Regions from separate parts of the Homo sapiens genome. Here region 2 is linked to region 1. Evidence: read pairs that join two places in POLR2A ChIA-PET (ENCODE). Cell type or tissue: CD4-positive, alpha-beta T cell. All regions are shown on one strand. Region 1 overlaps DPP4 (dipeptidyl peptidase 4). Region 2 overlaps DPP4 (dipeptidyl peptidase 4).

The links. Peaks named below come from ENCODE experiments on the same cell type or tissue, not always from the same donor. Only the 100,000 strongest peaks of a DNase experiment are listed, where the experiment ranks them.
Region 2: POLR2A ChIA-PET joins it to region 1 with 13 read pairs; 10 of 35 experiments call an interaction of 5 or more read pairs at or near these places.

The regions. Positions count from the first base shown.
Region 1 is chr2:162,009,540-162,013,539 of GRCh38, forward strand. DPP4 (dipeptidyl peptidase 4) reads right to left here. Exons shown (of 26, transcript NM_001935.4): 20 at 2,254-2,448. Among named protein-coding and RNA genes, the nearest start is that of DPP4, 63 kb to the right of the region's middle. In CD4-positive, alpha-beta T cell, no CTCF peak of the experiment used is centred here; DNase peaks (open chromatin) are centred at 2,342 and 2,832; H3K27ac peaks cover 3,150 bases.
Region 2 is chr2:162,061,723-162,065,722 of GRCh38, forward strand. The region is part of intron 2 of DPP4 (dipeptidyl peptidase 4); the gene reads right to left. Among named protein-coding and RNA genes, the nearest start is that of DPP4, 10 kb to the right of the region's middle. RefSeq lists an enhancer at 2,366-2,435. In CD4-positive, alpha-beta T cell, no CTCF peak of the experiment used is centred here; a DNase peak (open chromatin) is centred at 2,369; H3K4me3 peaks cover 745 bases; H3K27ac peaks cover 2,703 bases.

The sequences.
Region 1 (4,000 bases):
TGTGTGTGTGTGTATGATTCACAGAAAACAAATCCTGGCAGTTTTTTTCACAGTTTTATACAAAAATTTGCAGCCCAGATGCACTTTTCTTTACATAATTGAATTTAAATCTCTCCAGATGTTTTTCAGTTTGGGAGAGTCTGCCCCTGCAATGGAGAAAGATAAGGGCATGAAAAACTTCTGAGTAAGGGCTTAGAAATGTCTCCGGGCCCCCTACCTGAGAACTTAAACACCATTCTCTAAATAAATCCCTTCTTATGCTGGGTGTTGATTAGTTAGCTCAGTACCGTGCACTCAATAGAAATAAATTTTTCCTTGATGGATTAAGAAGTCTTCTTTGCCACAAAACTGTGTTCAGAGATGGAATCCAGGTAAAGAAATAAGAAAAATATTGTATGCACCTATTTCTTAATATTAGCCTGACATCAAAAGAAATTTTTTTTTACTTAAAAATACCTGACAAATGGAACTCAAATTTTTAGCATTGTGGGTGGTTGCAGACCTTTGCATTAACCTATCTTGATTTTGACAGTCTTTGTGTTTTCATGTAATATGTCCTAGGTTGCCCTAAGTTAAGCAGTGCTAGAAAAAAATTAAAATAGTTTTCAACTCATCTTTTCCACGTAAACTTTGTAAAATTGAAGGAGGCAGACATACAGCAATGTGCAACAGATCATTCATGTATAATTTGATCAACCTTTACAAAGTGAATGTATCCTTGAAATCATGGCCTGTGCATATTATCAGAAGCCTCTAAGGCATTTCCCTCTTTGCAAAGGGACAAAAGGAAATGTTTTTCTTTTATTGAATTCCATAAAAATTTCACTGAACTTTTGCCTTGTTTTTATCTTTACATAAATTGCATCTTGCAGGATGTACACTTTTGTGTCCAGCTTCTTTCATTCAACAGTATATGCAATTCATCCATGTTGTTATGCTTAGCTCTTTTTAGTTGCTGCAATAGTGTGTGCCACTGTATAAACGCACTATTTCTCAATACTTATTTAACTGGGGTTGTATATAGTAGATCCTTAATTTTGTAATTTTAGGACTTTTGTTGGTCAGATTTGAGAGACCCTGGAAACTATGCCCTCTCTCATAGAGGAGCGATCTGGATAGATACAAGTTTATTTTTAAAATATCAAAGCCTCACTCTCAAACAAATGTATCCCCTGTTTATTCTAAATCTCTATTTTTTAATTGTTAAGGAAAATAGCTAATCATTAACTTTAGTAAAAGAGAATTTCTTTCCTCAGGAATCCTTAATCAATTGTCATCTTCTCCTCTCTCCATCTATTTCATCATTCATGGATCCTTCTGCATTTCCTAGTCTATGATTTCATAACATTATTTTCAACCACCCTCCCTATTATGCTTCCCCAGACATCCATGCTGTTGGTTACAGAAACTCAAAGTTACATTTCCCACATACCAGTTGAATGTAATTAAATATAAGAGTCAGAATGAGACTGGATTCAAATCCTGATTCACTTTGGCAAGCTACCTAACCTAATAGTCTCTATTTATTTAATTAAAATATGGGGTAAGAACACCCACCTCTCGGGGCTTCAGCGACAATGCCTGCAGGTAAAGCACTTCTCATGCAACATGCATCTTATGAGTAACCATCATTGATTGTTAACATCTCTTGAGCCAGATCACATCTAGTTATAGTCCCATAAGTGAAGAGCACAAGAATGAGATGTGGTTCATACGTAACAGAGCCCTTATACATAGTACCGATGATGGTTGTGCTCCACAATTTTCCCAAAATAGCAGAGTCACCCTCATCCAGACTGTAGGAGCTACTCCTAGGACTTCAGAGTTGTCACTGCCTATGACGTAAATGTACACTGAAGGAAATGTACACAGTATCCTTGACTGTGAAGGAATGGGCTTGGCTTGTTTAGTCAGATGTTTACTAGGGTACATTTATTCCTCAGTTTGTCCCCGAGTCTGATGAATTTTGATTTTCTGTTCTTAGAATGTGGTAGGACATATGCCAACTCCCTTTCTAGAGTCTCATACAGAGAGGAATTTAGGAAATGCTTTTTTTTTGAACTTCATATCAATCTATAATGTAATATATTGTTATTTAAACATAACATCTTCACTAAAACCTACCGTAAGGATAAAAGATTACAAATTCATCCCAGAACACTTTAAATTATTTACACTTTACAGCTTTAAAATGTAAATTTTAAAGGGGAAAAAAAATCAGATGACCTTTGACTTCATCTCCTAGTCACTCACCTGGCTGCTTCAATTTGATCTTCAACTTCAAATGTTCCCAGTCTTCTGTTGATTGCATGCATGATCTTATCTCCTTGGTAACCACTTCCTCTGCCATCAAAGCTAGCTACTATAATGTTTTCTGTGCTTGCAAGGTAAGTGGCCCAGTTCAGTCTGAAGACAGTGTCTGCTTTTTGACTACATGGGCCTGCATACCTATGAAAAATACCAAATTGTTAGCTTTCATGGTTTTCTGGAATCAAATGAGGAATGCTTACATTTCTCTTCTCCGTGGAGAAGTATGCATCCTTCCCAATCATGAGCCTTAAACTGTGCCAGCCTATGGGGTGTCCAGAATGAGTCCTCTAAAACTTAGCAACACAACTACCATGGTTGTATATTTCCTTCAAAGATACTTGTCAGTTTTGTCTTTGAAGATAGTTATCAAACACAGACTTCATAGGCCAAGATTTTAGAAGTATTAATGTAATCTTGGAAATCAAAGAAATAATTTCTCTAATAGTTAAGAAGGGGGAGTTGTGGTATAAAAAAAATGATGATGACAACAATAAATGCAGCTTTGGATATCTTTCCATCTCAGCTTAACACAATACTCCTGGACTGCAAGTTTATTTCCTTCTTTAAGGACTTTGACTTCTGCATCATATGCTTTGCATTTCCCATAGCACCCGGCACAGTCTTGCTCACAATGACTGTAAATCATTGTGGAATGGACTGCAGTATGAATGAATGCTAACATTTAAAACTTCAGAGGAAGAAACAGGTTGCATTGGAAAACGGGCATGTCATTGGGCATTCTATATACTAACAAGTTTAACTCCCTTGTATCTGCAATCTTCACAGGCTACCATCTACCCTACACAGAGCTGTGTGCACAATCTCTGTAAAGCTCTGTAAAGCACTCTCATTTCTGCTTGTTAATCAAGAGGAGCTCCTTATAGCTCATCTCAATTCATTTAAATATGTCATCTTTGCACCATCTACACAACTCCTGGACATGGATACTCTCCAATAACTTATTCCCTCCCCAGCCCATCTCTCCACTCATCTGCTTACTGTCCCTGCACAGGATAGGACAAGTTCTGCTTACATGCCTTTGCTAATGTTTTCCTTCTACTTAGGGAGGTCAGTCAAAAGAACTTTCGTTTTAAACAAAACACTATAACATTCTAACTTTAAACAGGAAAATGCATTCATGCATTTCTTGAGCTAGCAAATATTTTTTCACATGTGAAATGCCTTGCTCCTCTCAATTATATTAAATTTGGTAGATTAAGAGCTTGCCTTAATATTAGGTATATATATCAAGTTCCCTAACCCCAAGATTAAACAAGATTATTTTTTAAAATAGAAAAAAAAAAAAGACCCTAAAAGAGAGGAAAAGGAAAATAACTGAACAGAAATATGTATTAAATTTACCATTTTTTAAAACCTTTTCTAATGGAGATCAAATCGTTACTTACTAGGAAGTCAAAGAAGATAAAAATATCACTCAAAAGGATGCTTTTTTAGCATTGGAGCCGAAGCCTAAAACAAATTAGTGTCACGAATGAATTGACTTCATTTGTTACAATTATTTTACTTGAAAAGAAATCAGATAACACATCTGGAATTTTAAAATATGTATCTTTTCCTTTCTTTGTGCTTTTATGTGTGGTTTTCATGAAACTGTGAATATAGTGGATCAAAGCTGTGTCTGATACTAATATCTGGGTCCTGCCTTCCTCTCCCCACTTTTTTTTTCTCG
Region 2 (4,000 bases), 52 kb after region 1:
TTTAATTCACCAAATATTTACTTAGCACTTACTGTGTTATTCAGTGTTCTAGGCACTAGAGACATCACAGTGAATAAAGCATGAAAAACTCCTGCCCTTATGAAGCTTATATTTTAACTGGGGGAGACATAGGAACAGATAATGAGTAAGCAATGCCATATGCTAGGTGGTAACAAGTGCCATGGAGCCTTCACAATGGAAAGCCAATGAACGATGTTAAGCAGAAAAGGACATGATTTGACTTATGTTTAAATGTGGTCGCCAGCCTGGGCATGGTGGCTTACACCTATAATCCCAGCACTTTGGGAGGCCAAGACAGGCAAATCACCTGAGGTCAGGAGTATGAGACCAGCCTGGCCAACATGGCAAAACCCTGTCTCTACTAAAAATACAAAAAAAAAAAAAAAAAATTAGCTGGGCGTGGTGGTGCACACCTATAGTGCCAGCTATCTGGGAGGCTGAGGCGGGAGAATCGCTTGAAACTGGGAGGCAGTGGTTGCAGTGAGCTGAGACTGCATCGCTGCACTCCAGCCTGAGCGACAGAGCAAGACTCCATCTCAAAATAAATAAATAAATAATAAATTAAAACAATTTTATCACTATATTATTAATGGTTTTCTATTGCTATGTAACAAATCACCACAAACTTAGTGACTTAACACAGCACACATGTATCAGCTTAGAGTTCTAAAAGTCAGCAGTCCAGCCCATTTTGCTGAGTTCTCTGTTCAAAGTATTGTGAGGTTAAAATCAAAGTTTTGGCTGGAATGAGTTGTCAGCTGGAGGCTCTGGGGAAAAATTACCTGCTCCCAGGCTCACACAGGTTGTTGGCAAAATTCAGTTCATTGAGGTTGTGAGAGTGAAGTTCTCATTTACTTGTTGACTATAAGCCAGGGCTGCTCTCACCTCCTAGAGATGACCCACATTCCTGGCCATATGGCCCCTCCATCTTCCAAGTCAGCAATGGCATGTTAAATCCTTCTCATGCCTGGGATTCCTGACTGCCTGTTCTGTGACTAGCCAGAGAAACTCTGCTTTTAAACAGTTCATGTGATTCAGTCAGGCCCAAGCAGGTAATCTCCCTTTCTTAAAGCCAACTGTGCATCATAACGAAACTTAACTACAGGAAGAAAATTCATCATATCCACAATCTCAGAGATTAGTACACAGGAGCGGAGGAGAGGGTTCTTGGGGGTCACCTTAGCATTCTGCCTACCACAATCACCTTGTCTGTTGTGTTGAGAATACACCATAGGGAAGTAAGAAAAAAAAAAAGAGAGATGTTGGCAATAATTTAGGGGAAGGGCAATTGTGTCTTTGACCAGGGTAGTAGGAGATGAGGTGGTGAGGTAGGGTCAAACTCTGAGAGAATATGAAGATACAGATGATAAAACTGCCGACACATTGGATGTGACTTGTGGATGAAAGAGAGGAGTTGAGGAGAACTTGCATGGATATTGGCCTCAGTAACTACAAAAATAGAATTGCCATTTGCTGAAATAAGATGTACTAAGGGAAGACAAAGAGTTTTGGAAGATGTCAGTATGAGATGCCAATATCACATCCAAATGGAGATGTCCAGTAAGCAGTTGTATACTGCACCTAGAGCTCAGGAAAAGGTCTGGTTTGCAGGTAAAATTGGAAAGTTGCCAAGTTGTAAATGGTATTTGAGGCCATGGGAGTGGATGAGGTCATCTAAGGTGAAAAAGGAAAAGGTCTTAGGATGGAGCCCCAGAGTAGTCCAAGGTGAGAAGTTGAAGACATCAGGAAGAATACCTAAGGAGGCTGGGAAAGACTGCACAGTGAGGTAGAAGGACAACCAGGAGAGAGTGAGAGCCCCGAGGGGAGGTGGAGAAGAAGGATGACTAATTGACAGGCACACGAGACACAGAGTGAGAAGCAACTCCCAATCTGCAACACAGAGATTAGGGACCTTGACAAGAATACAGCTGTTTTAGTGGTGTGGTGGGGATAACCCTTATTCCAGGAGGCTTAAGAGAAAAAAAGGGAGAGGGGTAACAGACAGTGATAATAGAAACTCTTTAAGAAGTTTTGTGGTAAAGAGAGCAGAGAAAGGGAGTGGTAGGTTGGCAGGGATGAGGGTGGAAAAAGACAGTTTCCTTCTTATTTTTTAAGAATATGAGACACTACTGTATGTTCATGATCAAATAGAGATGGAAAAAATGATGTTGCCACATGCAAGGGGACAGCTGGAGCCTAATCTTTCAGTAGGCAAAAGGGATGGGACCCAGGGCACAAACAAAGGGCCTGGTCTTGGGTAGGAGCCTGAGCATTCATTCCTCTAACTTGGGAGGGGAGCCGATACAGGTGAATGCACTGATGAGCCGGTGAGAATTGAAGTTCTCTTCTAATGGTTTCAGTTTTCTTATCAAAACAGGAAGCCAGGTCCTTAGCTATGAATGAGCATATGGAGGAGGTGTTGGAAGTTTGAGTGGAGAGGAGATACCTGGAATAGTTCACCAGAAAAGCAAGCGAGTGAGCAGACAGGGAAAATAGGGCCAGATTGCCAGGAAGGAATAAGGGTCCACTGGCTGCTGGGTTCTGGGTTCTCCTTTCAGTACAGCCAAACCCTTTTCATTTTAAGAAAATCATTACCATGCAGAGTAATTTTTTCGCTGGAAATTTTAAAACAAAGATTTGAGTCATCAATTAGATTTTTTTTGCCCATGTTAGATTAAATTATAGCTTCTGGACCTTGTGAGGTTATTTTGTTTGCTTTTGTTATTTACTATTTTATTTTTATGGCCATTAATTATTTTAAGTCCTACTTTCCTGGGTTAACTTTAGCAGATCTAAGTTTTACCATTTTTTAAAAATTTTGCCCATCTTATTTTATGTTGACTATTTCTACCACTTTCTGCTATTATGAACTGGATGAAATGTGACAGTTTATGTGGATTTTCTAGAGGTAAATTGTCAGTAATTCCCCTCAGATGTTTCTTACCTGCTCTATTATCTCAGATTTATATTTTAACATTGCAATTCAATTATTTTCTCCTCTTGATCACTTTGGATGCCAAAAGAAAGAAAGGGCTGAGGTCAAAATGTCCTTGAGATCAGAAAGGCAGCAACAAAGCACACTGATTTGCAATAAACCCAGTTAGGAAAGAAAGTGAGGAGAAGGAAAGGAGAGAATTACAGCTCCAGATTTTTGGAGATCAGAGCTGGCTTGATGTCTGTCCTCTTTTGTTGAAAAATTAAATCTTTCTAACGTAATGAAAAGAGAGCAATAACCAAATACACGATATGCCTACATAGGCCGTCTCCCCGATTTCTGTCTTTCAGAATTTTCAATTCAACTTAGGTATTTGCCCTTCTCCTTCCATGTGCTAGCAAAAGAAGATACTTTCCAACCTGAGAAAGGTGAGTCTTGAGTAGTCTGGTTCAATCACGGCAATTCATTCTCCTTGCCGGTGATTGGTTTGGATATGGACAAGTGACACAAATGTCGCCAGTAAGATCTGAAAGTTTGCATCTGGTCAGAGGACTTATGGAAATGGTTTTCCTCCCTGATACAGCAGAACATGAATGAGGAAGAGCATCCTCTTCTGCCCTGTGAATGAGCTGTATGAGCAAGTGCTGGGTTGAGCTGCAGAAGCCATGCTCAACCATGAGATGACATACTGGAGATCAAAAGACAAAACTCCAAGGATGGCAGAGCTGAAAGGTGGAAAGGCCCCATGTTCTTGATGTGTTCAGGCCATTACATTAACAAACCCAAGAACCACTTTACTTCTGCACTTCCAATTATAAAAGATGCTAATGACAATACAGTAATAAAACGCTATCATTCAAATAACTTTTGGCCAGGTATTGGGTTCCTTGAAGCCCAAAACATCCTGATACAATCCTCATACAGCATCAGGGGGCTGTAAGTCAGTGAGGATGGACACGGAGGTGCACTGCATGCCTCAGAGCCAGTTTGGGGGCTGAAGGATTGGAAGGATAATATTAAGACCCATTAATTATTAATGCTTTA